Regions from separate parts of the Homo sapiens genome. Here region 2 is linked to region 1. The links are chromatin loops, found by intact Hi-C in ENCODE. Cell type or tissue: CD4-positive, alpha-beta T cell. All regions are shown on one strand. Links, peaks and the distances in the headings refer to the core of each region. The heading gives the core; the rest is flanking DNA.

Region 1 (8,165 bases), core at 2,022-7,021:
ACTTCCAAGGCTAGGTCAGAAAAGGCAATGCAACTTTTGCCTAGATCACTCTCTCTCTCAGGACATGATCTCTGGAGCCCAGTTGCCTTGCTGTGAGGAAGCCCAGACGATATAGAGATGTGTGGAGAGATTCCTGACAACAGCCCCCAACAAGTCCCAGTTAACAGCCAGCATCCACAGCCAGACATGCAAATGATTATGCTTTTGATATGATTCCAGTATCAGCCACTGTCTGCCTGAAACCACAGGGAGAGTCGCCTAGCTGAGCCCAGCCAATCCCAGAACCATAGGAGAAAATGATAACTGATTGTAGCAGTTTTATGCCATTAGGTTTGGGGTGTCTGGTGTCACAGCAATAGAAAACTAGGATGAAGCTGGACATTAGGAATTAGAAGTTTGGATTCTATGGCAAGATTTGACACAACACACCCACTTTAGACTCTCAACTTATCTGCCTCTAAAGACACAGAGGTTCAGTGGTTTCTCATGACCTGTTTGATGGTTGGTTTTACATTTACACGTAGTCATAATCAGTCACTACTCTGTAAAATGCTGTGAGAGATCTAGGTGAAAATTATGATCCAGATGACAACTTTGTGCTCCAAAAGAAACAAATGTCACATTTCCCCTGGGCACCTGTTTTGCAGTTTGCTCATGGATTACCTATAGATCGTCTATTCTTGTTAATTACAAAACCAGTGGCTACCTGTATGCTTTTCCAATACCTCCTTCTATTTGTGAAGTATTGACCAATTTTCCATCTGAACTGGGCACTGCCTCCTCTGTAAGTAGCTGTCACATTGTTTTCTGTTCACAGTCAAACTTCTTTAAAGTTGTATATATCAGTGGTTCTCAAACTTTAGCATTCATCAGAATCACCTGTAGGCCTTGTTAAAAACAGATTCCTGGATTTCGGCCTCAGAATTTCTAATTCAGTAGATCTGAGGTGAGGCTTGAGAATTTGTGTTTCTAACGAGCTTCCCATATGATACCAATAGCTACTGCTGGTCTGTGGACCCTGCTTTTGGTAGCATGGTAATATATTGTTACCTCAATTTCTTTTATTTCCTTTTCAGCCTATAACAGTGTGGTTTTCTCCTCTATCACGGTTCCTGTGAAGGTCACAAATGCTTTCGTAATAGTCAAAACTAATGACTTTTGCTCATTCCTGACCCTCTTTTGACATCTGTGCATCATCAAATGCCATTGACCACTTTTTTTTTCTTGCAGTGTCCTCCTTTGCCTCTTGCTTACACACCTCTCCTAGTCCTGAACCTGTCTATGGCTCTTTCTCCATCTCTTTCCCTCACTCATCTCTCAACGGTTGACATTCTCTAGTGTTCCTTTTTGATCTTTTTTTCTGACTCCACCCTTTCTTTCTGGTTCCTATTGTCATCTACCACCTCCACACCAAAGTCTTCTGAATTTATAGCTCCCACTGTAGCTTCTCTCCTGATGTCGAGGCCCGTATTTCTGCCAGCTGGGTATGCTGTAGGCATTTGACATATCCCAAACCATCTTCCCCACTTCTTCAGTAAACCTGTGTTATATCCGTTATCTTTTTAGACACAGAAGCTAGTTATCTCTCCCTCAGAGCCAACAGTCATCAAGTCCTAGCCATAAATATCTCTCTGATGCCCCTCTCCTCCTTCCCCTCACCTTTTTTAGGGTCCCCAGTAGGCTTGGACCATTGTCATGGCTTCCTAAGTGCTCTCCTTGCAACCAGCCTGTTTTCTTGCCATTCCATTTTTAACACCATTATCAGTTAGATTTCTGACATAGAGATCAGATCACTTAATTCCTTCATTAAAACATTTTAATGACTCTGCAACAGTAGCAGAGGCTCTTGTCTCACTCTGCAGTCTTTTTGCTATTTTTATGGACATTGGCTCCCAGTGTGCCTCCACTCCTGGAAGCCAGTGTCTCTCTGTTGAGGGACTTCCCTCAGGCTGCCAGAGCCATGCCACTTGCATTGTGGGCTACTGTGGGCAGCTCAAAGTGCCTGGGGGCTGCTCTGAACCAGTGATTACTGGGTGAGAGGCTATAAGTCCTCCCACCTCCTCTTCCAATCTAGACAACTCTGAGATATGACCTATAGTGTCTCCAGAGTACCCTTGTAGGATTGAGCAGAAGTTGCCCTCCATGAGACTTTGCTTAGTACAGTCTGTTGGCTTGGCTTTTGACCCTTCCCTACTTCTTTCTTGGCATTTCAAGGTAATACTTCCTAATAAATCATTTTCACAGGAATCCTTTTCTGCTTCTGGGGATCTTGACCTAAGACAAGTACTTATAGGATAAAGTGAAACCTCCTTAACCTGGAAGACAAGGCCTTTTGGAATCTGATCTTAACAATGTTTCTGGATTTATCTTTCATGAGTCTCATCTGACACTATAGCCATATCAAGAACTCGAGTTCCCAGAAAATGCCATGTGCTTTCAGACTCCTGCATCTCTGATTGTGTGTTTTCCTTTGGAGAATGTCAATACAGCTCACCCTTGAAGGCCCAGCACACACATACTGAAATCTTTCTTCCGGTGCCACCACTCCTGTTCCTTTTGTCCTTGTATTTGTATATTTCCCTGATACAATACTTAATGAGTTAATGCATGAAAATCTGTTTTCCACATTCAAATGTGAACTCCTTAGGGCTAGGACCATGTTTTATTAATGTTTGTATTCTCAGTGCCCTGCAGAATACTTGATCCTTAGTGGGTATTTGTTATGGGTTGAATTGTGTCCTCCCAGAGAAGGTGTGCTGAAGTCCCAACTCCCAGTGCCTCAGAATGGGATGTTGTTTGGAAATAGGGTATTTGCAGATGTCATCGTGTTCAGATGAGGTCATTAGGGTGGGCCCTAATCCAATATGACCAGTGTCCTTACAACAGGGGAAATTTGGACACAGAGGCATGCACACAGGGAGAACACCATATGAACATGAAGGCAGAGATCTGGGTGATGCTTCTATGAACTAAGAAACACCAAAGATCACCAATGACCACCAGAAGCTGGGTGAGAGGCAGGGAACAGATTCTCCTCACAGCCTTCAGAAGAAACCAACCCTAGCAACACCTTGATCTCAGATTTCCAGCCTCCAGAACCGTAAGACAAAACATTTTAGTTGTTGTAAGTCACCAGTGCATGCTACTTTGCTACAGCAGTCCTGGGAAACTAATACAGTGTTCAATAAATGTTGGTTGAGTGAATGAATTTGATGTGACACTTATTTAGCATTTTCCACTTGCCAGGCCCTGTTCTAAGCCCTATACAAATATTAACTCTTTTAATTCTCATAATAGGAAATACTACAATGAGGAAGGTATTGTTATTATCTCCTTTTACAGAGGAGGAAATCCAGACAGAGAAGTTAAGTAACTTGCCCAAAGTTGCACAGTGAGAGATAGAGTCAGAATTTGAAAGGTAGTCTGACTCTGGAGCCTAAGAGCTTTCCAACTGTGCTATGCTGAATTAAGATCATCCTTATAACAACTGTTACACTTGAGGTTCTCAGGACAGCAGAGGCGGAAACTGAGATGGAGAGGATGAACGGCTGAGGTTTGCATGGGCGGTAAGGGGAAGAGATGGAAATCGACCCCTTTTTTCCTGATTCCTAATATATTTTCCTCTCTGCAGACGAGAGGAGATGGGCCTTGAGAGGATCTCATGATAAATACTCACATTTGAGAGTCATTGCCACTAGACTGGGTACCAGCCAGTAAAAACGGGGCGGATAGTTGTTGTCAGGGAGACCTGGCTCCTCGCAGGGGAGGACGCTCTGTCGCTGGTTATGGGCTAACAGTGGTCGTGTAAATTTTCATTCCCCGTGAGTGTAACTTCCATGACTGATGGTCATAGGTAGAATTGCTTGGGCTTTAGATTTGTGGACCTGTTGCCCATAAACCACATTTTCATATAGAATACATGTCTGAGGAGAAGTGGGCATGTTTTAATCTCATGAGTTACGGCGCTGCCTCCCTCTAAAATCTCTGAGCCAGCCTCCGATGAGTGAAGAGGTTGCTGTGGCGAGGGAAAAACCCACCCAACGCCTCACAGCCTCCCTTCCCCACTCTCTCCTCAGAGGCCAGCATTTATTTACTCGGTACGAAGGGAGGATGTTCTAATCGGTTTTTAAGGGCCCTTGCTGCAAGAGTGGGAAGAAGAAAAGAGATGTGCAATTTTGGCCTCTTCAGTCATGATTCCCAATTGCTATTGGCCACCGAGTGGCTTAGCAATGGATGTGGTTGCAAAAGATGATGGTGGTGATGGTGGTGGTGATGGGGTGTGTGTGTGTGTGTATGTATGTGTGTGTGTATGTATGTGTGTGTGTGTCTGTGCCTCTCCACAATCAAGTGGGCTCTGCATACCAGGTTTTTTTAATCTTAGGTTTCTTTGAGGTTAGCCAAGTGTGAGAAAAGAAGGTGTGCTTGCTTAAAAGCTTCCAGAAGAATGGTGCTTGCTATATACATGGATGGAAACTGTTGGCCAAAAGTGGACAAATTACAAACAAGTCTTGTGCCAGAAGGGGGTGCTGTGGAGCACAGACTGGTGATTTGAGGCAGGGTGCAGGTACAAATCTGGGCAGGTGCTGGTTTGAGAGGGGTGGCTGGTAGATCGAGAACTGGAGGCTGGGTGGGAACCGGAGTGGAGTTGGGACATGCATATGCATTCTGGGGCTCTGCGGATGTTTGGATGAGGACCCGGCCAGATGCCAGGAGATATGTATGATACAAGAGGGGAGCACAGAAGCCAGGTCTAGACAAGGACAGGAGCTCAAGCAGAAGGATGTTCCAAGAAACAGGGAGCAGGCAACTGGGGGGCTAAGTGCAGCTTTGTCTATAAGGGGAGGCAAGGGAAGCACTGAGCCAGGTGGAAAGACCCCCGAGGACTTCACCCTCCCTGGAAGGATTTTTGTTGTTATTGTTAGGGGAAATTTTGTGGTGGTGTTATCCCTGTAGCCCACAATGCCTTAATTCTAAAGCCACATCATTCTTTTTTTTTTCTTTTTTCTCTATCATTCTTTTTTTTTCCTTTATGTTCTAGGGTACATATGCACAACGTGCAGGTTTGTTACATATGTATACATGTGCCATGTTGGTGTGCTGCACCCGTTAACTCGTCATTTACATTAGGTATATCTCCTAATGCTATCCCTCCCCACTCCCCTCATCCCCCAGCAGGCCCAGGTGTGTGATGTTCCCCACCCTGTGTCCATGTGTTCTCATTGTTCAATTCCCACCTATGAGTGAGAACATGCAGTGTTTGGTTTTCTGTCCTTGAGATAGTTTGCTCAGAATGATGGTTTCCAGCTTCATCCATGTCCCTATAAAGGACATGAACTCATCCTTTTTTATGGCTGCATAGTATTCCATGGTATATATGTGCCACATTTTCTTTTCTTTTTTTTTTTTTTTTTGAGATGGAGTCTTGCTCTGTTGCCCAGACTGGAGTGCAGTGGCACAATCTCAGCTCACTGCAAGCTCTGCCTCCTGGGTTCATGCCATTCTCCTGCCTCAGCCTCCCGATTAGCTGGGACTACAGGTGCCCGCCACCACGCTCAACTAATTTTTTGTATTTTTAGTAGAGATGGGGTTTCACCGTGTTAGCCAGCATGGTCTCGATCTCCTGACCTCGTGATCTGCCTTCCTCGGCCTCCCAAAGTGCTGGGATTACAGGCGAGAGCTATCACACCCAGCCATGTGCCACATTTTCTTAATCCAGCCTATCATTGATGGACATTTGGGTTGGTTCCAAGTCTTTGCTATTGAAGCCACACCATTCTTTACCTGGCTCCCAGAACATCATCCTGTCTTGGTTTTGCTCATCCCTTTGGCCACACCTTCCCAGCCTCCTTGTCTCATTTGCTTTTCACCTCCTCGACCTCTCACACTCACAGTGTCCCAGGACTCCTGGGCATGTCTTTTTCTCATCTCCCTCTATTCCCTCCCCTAAAGTGGCCCCATTCAGTCATGTGGTGTTGAATGGTATCTATGCACTCAGAACTCCCTGGTTCCTATCCACAGTGCATGCCTTCCCGATTGCTACTCAGCATTTCACCTCCACACCAAATAGCATCTCAGACTCAGCCAAGTTCCCATTATCTCCTTGCTTGAGCCCATTCTTCCTGGTCTTTGGAGTCTCAGTTTTGGCAGCTCCATTCTTCCAGTCGCTCAGGTCCAAAACCTTACATTCATCCTTCAGTTTTTCCTTTTGCCCATTCTTGCAGTAAATCCCACTGGCAGCACTTTAAAACAGAGATGCAGAACCTCGCCACTTGCCACCCTCTCTAGTCCCGCCTCACCCTCTCAAGCCTGGATCACTGAGGCAGCCTCTTGAGTGACTGCCCTAACAGCTTGTTCTTAACACGACAGCTAAAGTGCTCCCTTATTATTATATATTTTTTTCAGAGACAGGGGTCTTACTTTTGTTGCCCAGGCTGGTCTTGAACCTTGGCCTCAAGTGATCCTCCTGCCTCAGCCTCTAGAGAAGCTGTGACTACAAGCACAAGCCACCATTCTGGGCTTAAAATGCTCCTTGTAGAACATGAGTCAGACCGTGTCCCTCCACAGCTCACTACCTTCCAATGGCCCCCAGCTCATCCGAAGGAAAGCCAGTCATCACAGTGGCACACATGGCCCTACCCAATCTCCCCTTCCCCCATTGCCCCTGTGACTTCATTTCCTACCACCCTCCCCATTGTCCCCCTGCCTTAGTCATGACTGCTTCCTTGCCCTTCCCCCAACAGGCTAGGCACACATCTATCTGAGGGCCTTTGCCCTGGCCCTTTCCTCCTTCTTCTTCTTCAGGGCTTGACCCCAAAGTCACCTTCTAGTGACACCTTTCCAGACCTATTAAAGGCTGCAACCCTATTACTCTCTTCAACCCTCCCTAGCAACCTTCCTTGATTTGTTGCTATTCATAGCTCTTTACAACCTTGCTATATATTTTACTCCCCCACTAGAATGTAGGCTCCGTGAGGGCAAGAAATTGGGGCAGTTGGTTCACAACTGAATTTTTAATACCTAGAAGAAGGCCTGGAACAGTGATGTGCCTGATAACAATTTGTTGAGTACATAACATTAATTTTCTTGGGTCATAATCTATGCTGTTAGTGACCAGTGTATTTTTCTCTCCTTTCCTTTCTCTTTCCTTCCTTTCTTCCTCCTTTCTTCCTCCCTTCCTCTTCTTCTTTCTCGTCCTTCATCCTCTCTTCCTTTCCTCACATCTCCTCGCTTCCTCTTCTCCTTTTCTTTCTTAACTAAATAATGCTTACTCTACCTTCAATTTCTGTAGTGCCTTGTAGTTTGTAACACTCTTTCACACAATCTCATCCGATCTTGGCAATAACTGTGGGAGGCCAACTGGGCAAGCCCTTCTATCCTCCTATGATTGAGGGGTCAGCCTGAGGTGAAGGAAAATGAAGCAGGTGTTCTAGATGGCCCACAGTTGATTCTCTGGGCTCAGATGCTGGGCTGCTTACCTCCAGTTGTGGTTCATGGTTTCCAGTCCCCTAACAGCCTTTCAGCTCCAGTGACCACATCTCCCTGCTTCTCTGCCCTGGACATGCTCAGTTGAGCACAAGTGCAACTCAGAGGTACAGGGGGAGTTAATGTCCCCAGGGCAACCCTGAAACATGGGGGATGAGAGTTGGTAGATGTTGTGGATTGAATGTTTGTGTCCCTCTGAAATTTATATGTCAAAGCCTTAACCTCCAGTGTGATAGTATTTGGAGGTGGGGTCTTTGAGAGATGATTAGATTTAGATGAGGTCATGGGAATGGGGGTCCCCATGATGGTACTAATATCCCTATACGAAGAGGAAGAAATGAGACAGAGTTCTCTCTCTTTCTGTCATGTGAGGACACAGCGAGATTGCAGCTGTCTGCAAGCCAGGAAGAGAGCTCTCACTAACAACCGAATCTGTGGCATCTTGTTCTTGGACTTCTAGCTCCCAGAACTGTGAGAAATAAACACCTGTTTTTCAACCCATCCATTTCTTTGGTATTTGTTATGGCAGCCTGATGGACTAATACAGTAGGTAAATACCCAGTCTCCCTGTCCCCAGACGGGACAATTCTAAGGCATGTTGCACTGGGTTTCTGGAAGATTCTCTGGAGGGATTGAGCCCCAGCTGCCCACAGGGGTAATGTCCTCATTAACACCTCTTTTAT
Region 2 (8,165 bases), core at 1,262-6,261, 180 kb after region 1:
TCTTAAAAGCATTACCTATTAATACGATCACACTGAGTCTTACAGACTTGTCAAATTAGGACACAAACCAACAAAGAGAGATTTACCTATATAACATGTCTGTCAACTGTCCCTCTGCTCTTAGATCCATCGCTGCTGTGCCTTTTATGGCAGATAATTACGTATCCCAGACTCCCTTGCCCTTCAGCTTCCAGCTCAGTTTGGCCAATGAGAGGCACTGGTAGAAGATTGGAGAGCAGGGGGAAGAGAGAAGTCAGAACATTTCACCTCCCTCACTCTCAGTTTCCTAAGGCATCTCTGGCAGTAGAGACATTCCAGATCCCACAAGACAACCTCTCCTTCTGTGGCCACAGCTCTCTGGGGAGCTCTCACCATGGTTTAAGCTCACCCTAGATGGCTCCAGCCCCTGAATTCCATAAAGCCATCCCTGTATCCCTTGAGACTTTAAGGTGGTAGCAGCTTCCCACTGTTGCTAATCTCTGGATTGCCTCATCATTCTCTGTTTGACTTTTTCTCCCTTCCAGTTTGTGTGTAACCAATTCCCTGAATTAACTTGAAAGACTTGGAGAAGTTTTTCTTTTCCTGTCTGGATCCTGATTGATGCACATACATTGTACCCATAAAACATACATATATATGTACATATTCTTGGAAATATACAAACAAAACATGACTGCATATCTCTTTGTAGAATCAAAAAGTTAAACATGGAGCTCGTTTATGGCTTTTGGTGTTGGTTTCCCTCTGTGGGTCTTTTCAGAAAAGAACCAACACCTCCAGTGTTGTGGCTTGCCACTGGAAGTGACACTCAGGTCACCCTCTGATCCCACAAGTGAGAACAGTGCCCTGTATAAAAGGCCACAGTTAATTTTTATTGCACATACGTGTGGAGAGATACCTGCTTGGCCTCCATGTGAGAGCCATAACTCTCTTAAATTGATGTGTCAGCAAACTAAAACTCAATATTTTTTTTCACACAGTATATTTTACAGTCAGAGGCCCTTCCCTAATCGGAATAAAGCAATTTGGCTCCCTGTCATTGCTCACTGAAAACATATGAGCTGGTTGGCATTTCTAGCAGCCCAGATTTATCAGGGTCTCTGATCTGGTGCACGAGAGGTTCAGGGCTGTGGCATGGACAAAAGTGGATTTTTTATGATAGCATTGTGCTGCATCTCTGCATGGGTAGATTTATCCCTTCATTTCAGAAATATTTCTACTGTCTTTAGTCCCAAATCTACTTCAGTTTGAAAAGATTACACACAGTTTGCATGAGGGTTTGGGGTCATTCTGTACCTTGAAAGCTTGAATTTCTATCCTATAAAAAAATTCCCTGAATTGCCCTCTTCAGCACTATGGATTCTGGAAGTTAGAGCTCTGAAATACTAAGTCTCCTGCATGTCAGCTGTCAGCTGCATTAGAATGGGCCAAAGACAGGATTTTTGGAGCCTGAGGGCCAAGGTCTCATCCACCAAGTCTTGTAAATCTGTATCAGAACAGAGCCAACATTCATACAAGTGTGGCTGTGCCATACCTCCCTAAGTTTACATTCCCCTGAGGGCAATGACTGAAGGGTAAGGGAGAATGAAAAACCCTCTCCCTTGCCTGGGGTCACCACAGAATATGAGGTGATTTGCACACCAGCGCTTCCCTGTGGGATCAGGCTGAGGCTGGGACTTTCCTTGACATAAAACCCTTTTTTGGCTTCCTTCCCTTCTCTATCCTGCTTCTCGCACTTCCTTACTGTCCTCCTTGGGAAGCATTTCATTACTAAATCACTCAAACCTGAATCTTCATCACAGGTCTGTTTTCTAGGAACTCAATCTAAGACAGCGTGTTGAAAGTTTCTTATTTCAATCACGTATTGGATGCTACAACATTCCTTCCATGTGGTTATCAAGCATCTGCTTACTTACTTCTAGAGAAGGGCACTCACCACCACCAAGGATAGAAAACCCATGGTGCAGGCAACTCCATACAGCAGAGAATTATTGGACACATAAGCTGGGAGCAGCCTTGGAGGTCATCCAGACCAGTCTCAATTTTGATATGAGAATGTTGTTGATACCCTTTCCTATGTTCCCTTAGCACACTTGATTTCCTAGAAGTCTCGGACAAACTTTGGCATGCAGACAGCTTTCCACTTCAAGAGTTTGCCCTTCACTTCTGACATCACTCTCCAGAATCATGAGCACAACCCAGAAATGTGGGTAAGCTGATGCCCAAGGGGAAATCTTGAATGAATGGGGAATAGGAGTTGGTGCGCAAATGCCCCAGCCTTCCCATCCTCCAGGGAAGCTGACTCAGAGGTGTGATCCACATGTTGTTTCACCTGGCTCCACACAGCATTGAATGTTAATTGCCTTCAGCATAACCAGCTCATTAACACACATTTATTACCTTTCCTCCCCTCTATCACTCTCCTTGTTCCCTTACTTGCAGTTCTTGAGACCACCTTGCAAATAAATGACCTATACCCAATCTTCATCTCAGCATCTGTTTTGAGGGAATTCAAACTAAGACAGGAGCCCAGAGAAGCTAAAGGATTTCTGTTCCTTTTCCCTGGGGAGGCTACTCTTCCCACTAAATGAACTTCTTTTCTGAAGATCCACTGAACTGGCAGAGTCCATTCAATGAGACATCTTGAGCCTCAGCCCCTGAAGCTCCACGCCAAGGCTCTCAACATGATTCTATTCCATGTGCATTCATTCTGTTGAATAAACCACAGTTCAGCTTTGTTCAGTAATGCTTTACTTGAAACTTTCCTTAATATATTATATTTTATAACTCATTTGCATAAACACATAGTATTGTATTTATGTTTATAGTATACATATTTTCTTAGGACACATTTTCTATGCCATAATTGGATTGCTGTGCTTGTTTATGTTACTTGTATTACTAATTAGGGAACAAGTCAGGCCTCCTGATCCCCAAGTCCACACACATTAACCCACTGTGGCCACTGACAGCCCTACTAGGCTCCTCTAAAAGCTCAACAGAGAGACTTTCCAGCAAAGTTCCTCTGCTTAATGACATATGACTTTGACCTCAATCCCCCATGCACCCCTGTGAGGAACCCCTGGATCTAGTGAGCAAAGGTGAATCATGGCAAGCCACAGGATTCCATTGCTCCTCTGGCCTAAGGCCCAGACTGAAGTATGTCCATGCATCATCTTTTTCTCTGCCCCATCCAGTTCCTGCCAGGGTTCCTTCAATGTGGGAAGGGCCACTCCTATGACATCAGCCATAGGGGAGAATTCTCAAAAGGTTGCTTTCCGAGGGAAGATAAAAAAACAAAACAAAACAAAACAAAAACCATTATGCATATACAAAACCCTTTAACCTCCTGGCTAGGCACAGTCAAAGATCACCTACCCACTCCTGGGCCCAATAATATCCTTGACCTTGACCCATTTCTACCAGTCCTCCTCCTCCCCAGAGCAGAGGGAGGAGAGAGAAGCCTTGAGCTCCCCCTAGAGGTTACATGTTTCCACTTACTGTTTCTTTATCAAGTGTTGGGAGTTTGTGAAGAATAAAGATACTTATCTATTGAAGAACAGACTTATGTAGGGGCTACATATTGGTAATACACATTATATATACTTCATAATTTCATATCTGAGCCAAGCATGATTAAAAACAAAGTATGAACTATATACTCTGTGCAATGCTTAGAAAAACAATTGTCAAGAGTCTCTCAGTAAATACTATCACAGTCTCACTCTTGAATAACAAAACTATGTTATTATATGTGTGATTATAAATTGGAAATATGTAATATGGGTGACTACTTAAGAAAGAACTAAAGAACATTATTGTGAATCCTGTCTCCTGCTACTAGGGATAAATGTAAATTGGGTGAGGTCATGATTACTCAGGCCCCATTTTGAGTTCAAGATGAATAAACACAGACAGATGAGGACTGTAATACTCCCTGTGGCCACCACAAGGCTAACAAAATACCTCTATGCAAGCAATATAACTACAGAAACAAACCTGGCACACTTACATTATATTTTTCTAGGTACCTGGTAATCTTTATGACCGATATGGCCTTGCACACTTACATTATTTTTTTCTAGGTACCTCGTAATCTTTATGACCGATATGGCCTATAACACTGTCCAATCTGAGTGTAGAAGTCTGAACTTCAAGCTCCAGCTCAACCACTAAATAGCTGATAAACCTCATGAAAGTTTCTTAACGTCTCTGAACCAGAAATTCCTTAATGGTGATGTGAAGCTAATGGTAATGGCTCTATGTCTTATAAGATGCCTGTTGAGTATCACATGCAAGAAGGTATAGAACTGGCAATCATGACCCATTTGTGCTCATCAATGAATAGGCCATTTCTACAGAGGGGTGACAATAGGTATATAGATGTGAAGGCTGGTTTGAGGTGTAAGGGGAAGGGGCATGGCCATAGGACATGTTTTCCTTCACTTAGCTTGAGATTTTTTTGAGGAAATTATAATATAGGCTTCCATAGATATATAGATAACAGGTAGGCTTCCATAGATATATAGATAACAGATGATAGGTAGCATTAGAGTGTAAGATCCATATGGATATGAATTTGCTTCTTTTGATCACGAATATAAATATGCACTTAACACAGAGCAGTTAATTAACAAGTATTTGTTAAATTAATTGATTTGCTATTTCTTATGTACTAATTGATTTGCTATTTCTTATGTACTAATTGATTTGCTATTTCTTATGTACTTGTCTTTCCAGTTCCTACAGCTGGGAAGACAATCCCCAAAAGGGAGCCCTTGTGTTTTTTAAAAGAGAAGTGAAGGCAGCCTGTGTAAAACTTGTGCCAGGTGCTGTCTGAACAAGTGTTCGTTTGTGGGCTCAGGGTGGTGCCCAAGTCTTAGAACTTAGAACAAAGAAGAGAACTCAGAGCAGAGAAACTTCAGCAGGACATTTTTTTTTTTTTTTTTTTTGCATTGCTGGAGTGGAGGGTGAGGTTTCAGACACAGAGCACGGGAATGTCCAGGGTAAGATGGGGACTCAGAATGAGTGAACTTGGTGAAGCTAAGTGGGTCTCCATCAAGTCCATCATCAGTACACACTCTGGGTGCCCTATTATAAAGGTCTTGAGAAAAGAAGTGCCTGGGTCAACCTAGCCCCAAACCAAGTAGATGCTAGAGCCTGCGGATTCTCTACTCAGAAAGAGTCTCCTGAAATCGGGATGATCTACTCAGAAGAACACTGGAGAAAGGGAAGCAGCCTGACACTATGAAATTTTTACTGCAGATCAACAAGGGGGCTGGAGAAATGGTTCTCATTTCCTGACACCTGATTGGAGGGGGTTCAAGGGTCATGGGAGGAGAGGAAGTAGAGATGGCAGGTTTAGACAAAAGCAGTTTTACTATAAAGATGGGGAGGAGAATGGATGGTGGCTGGAGAGATGTGTGCACCAGGGAGGTTTCTAAAGTATTTTTTAATGGCAGGTATTACAGCATGTTTTTATGCTGATGGAAATGATCCAGTGAAGAGAGAAAAACGGAAGAAGCAGGAGAGAGAAGAGATAACTGCAAGACCCAGGCCTTGAATAAGCAATAGAGGATGGGATCCAGTTCACACCTAGTGGGGCTAACCTGGCATATAATAACACAAAGTTCATCCATTTTATTAGGAGGAAAAGCAGAGTTTGTGAGTATAGATTTGGGTAGGTAGGCAGATGGTGTGGTGGAAAGGAAGCAAGTTCTCTGCTTCCATCTTAGGGAAGTAAGGAAGAAGGTCATCAGCTGAGAAGAAGGAAGGGGGAGGAATTGTTGGAGGTTAGAGTAAAGGTGAAAAAGTATGAAATAGTCATCTCAGAGAATGAGGAGAGAGAATTGACTGGGGAAATGCGATAAGATTGCTTGGCTGCACTGAGGTCCCACTAGAGGTCTGCCATCATAAATTTCAAGTGAGACCGGTCAGAAATGGTTGAGTGTTTTTCACCAGCTTGCTTAACAAGGGCAAGCAAAATAATGGAGTTGAGAGAATGTACAAGGAATTGACAATATGTGCAAGAAGTGGTTATGGGAATGGGCTGTGGACTCTAAGGTGAAATAGGAGAATAAGGAGAGAGTAAAGGAGGTAAGATGCAGTGAAAAGTTGGTGCAATGGCGGGACTGGGGACCTAAAGGGGCCCAAGATTGATTGGCTTCAGAACACTAGAGAAAGAGAGCTGGGATGATATGAGGTGGGAATATGGGAAGCTGGAAACTAAGGCTTGGGAATGGAGCAGTTTTGTTAATGCCACCTTGGCAATAGGTAGCTGAGATGGAGATGATAAAGACCACAGAAAGTGAGGATGTCAAGGCAATGAGAGGTCACAATGTTGGAAGGTCTCTCTAGGTGTTTGTTGAAATGACAAAGAGTTAAGAAATTTGTAGTGGTGGAGAGAAAGATAGTGTTCCTGGTGATAAAATCTTCAGTGAAAAGCAGTGATGGTGTGTGTCTGATAGAAGATGATTGCAATAGGGAGATTGTGGCAGCCACAAGAATGCCCTTCTCAGACCTCTTACTGGCAGGAGTGTAACTGACCTGTGGCTGCACTCTGAAATCCATTATCACATTGAAGCCACACCCTCCACCAGCTGCTCTCAGCCATGAGTGAGCACAGCAGGGACACTAGGGCAGGCGCCTCAATGGGAGATGCAGGATTCCTCTGATCTGCCCCTTTGGCCCAAGGACTCCTCATTAGTTTTGCCAAAACTTTCTTAGACATGCACTGAAGTCAGACTTTCCCAGTTACCCTTCCTTCTACAGAATTAGACCTGCATCATGTGTGAAGGCTCTCTCTGCTTCCTCCAGCTCCCTCTCCATTTTTCCCCCCAACAGGTAGTTTCTCTAGTAAATCTCTTGCATGTCTAATCTTGTCTTAGTGTCAACTTTTCAGATGACCTGAGCTAGCAGAGAGAGGATATGGGGAGTGTATTGGTCCATTTTGTGTTGCCATAAAGGAATACCTGATACTGGATAATTTATAGAGAAAAGAGATGTATTTGGCTCATGGTTCTGCAGGCTGTATAAGCATGGTGCCAGCATCTTGGCTTCTGGTGAGGCTTCAGGGAGATTACAATCATGTCAGAAGGTGATGGAGAGCCAGCATATCACATGGTGAGGGGAAGCTAGACAGAGAGAGAAAAGGTGAGGTGCCAGGCTCTTTTAAACAATCAGATCTCACATGAACTCACACAGAGAAAACTCACTCATTATCGTGATGACAGCACCAAATCATTCATGAAAGATCCACCCTCATGACTCAAACAACTCCCACTAGGTCCACCTCCAATGTGACATTGGAGGTCACATTTCAGCCTCCAAACCATATAACAGAATGTGGTCTGTAAGAATTGCTTCCAGGGATCTGGGTGCTTTAGGGATAAAGGAGGGACAAAATAATCTGCAAGGAAAATCTTCATCCCTTCTCCAAGCCCAGGATTCATGGGGTTTGGGTGTGACAGGGTGGTAAGAAAATACCACTTCTTCTAAGGGCTGAATGGGAGGTAATGTCTCCAGGATTCAGACAGAATTCAGGTAGGCAAAAAGTGAAAGGAACAGTCTGCCAATCCCTGACCCGACCACCTAGCCTGATGATACCAATGGTGCCCTGATAAGATTCTGTAACCCTAGCCCAGACTTATGGCATATGCTACAGAAGCAGTCAGACAGCATGATTCCCAGACGGTCACCCTGCATGCACAGTAAACTATCCCTCCTCCCCTGGGCTCATCTGTCTAACGAGCCCAGCCATCACCAGCCTAAGAGATTTTGCTTTTCTAATATGGGATGGAAACACTCAGTCTTTTGGCTTTAAAAGACCTGCCCTATTTCTCTTTCCTTGTACCTCATCTCCCACAGCCTAGACTCCATGCTGGATCCCGTTACCCCTTAGCAATGAAACTTCTTCACGAAGAGCTCAATGTTTGATCTTTATTTTATTTTCCTTTAAGTTTAGTGAAGAGTTTGAAAATATAAAAGTTATTATGTGGATAAAGATCACATGTTCCAGAGGGCAGAGTTGAAGTGTCCAGGTGGCTGGGGGAGGGGTGGGGGGGAGGGGCGGGTTGGAATTGGGAGCCCAAGTCAGCTTGGGGAACATTCAGACCATTTGAGAAGAGGGGTCTTAGAGAAACCTGAAGGGATAGGACAGTTGGTAG

Evidence for each region. Hi-C counts contacts between places; a loop is a spot of excess contacts. Peaks named below come from ENCODE experiments on the same cell type or tissue, not always from the same donor. Only the 100,000 strongest peaks of a DNase experiment are listed, where the experiment ranks them.
Region 2: a loop joins it to region 1, with 4 times the contacts of the local background. A loop is called at or near these places in 17 of 110 quality-filtered maps.

Annotation. Positions count from the first base shown.
Region 1 is chrX:39,441,894-39,450,058 of GRCh38, reverse strand. No RefSeq gene overlaps it. Among named protein-coding and RNA genes, the nearest start is that of LINC01283, 11 kb to the right of the region's middle. In CD4-positive, alpha-beta T cell, for the core only: no CTCF peak of the experiment used is centred there; a DNase peak (open chromatin) is centred at 4,528.
Region 2 is chrX:39,256,926-39,265,090 of GRCh38, reverse strand. All of the region lies in intron 2 of LOC105373175 (a long non-coding RNA gene), which reads left to right. Among named protein-coding and RNA genes, the nearest start is that of LINC01281, 66 kb to the left of the region's middle. In CD4-positive, alpha-beta T cell, for the core only: a CTCF peak has its summit at 3,483 (motif pointing left); a DNase peak (open chromatin) is centred at 3,450.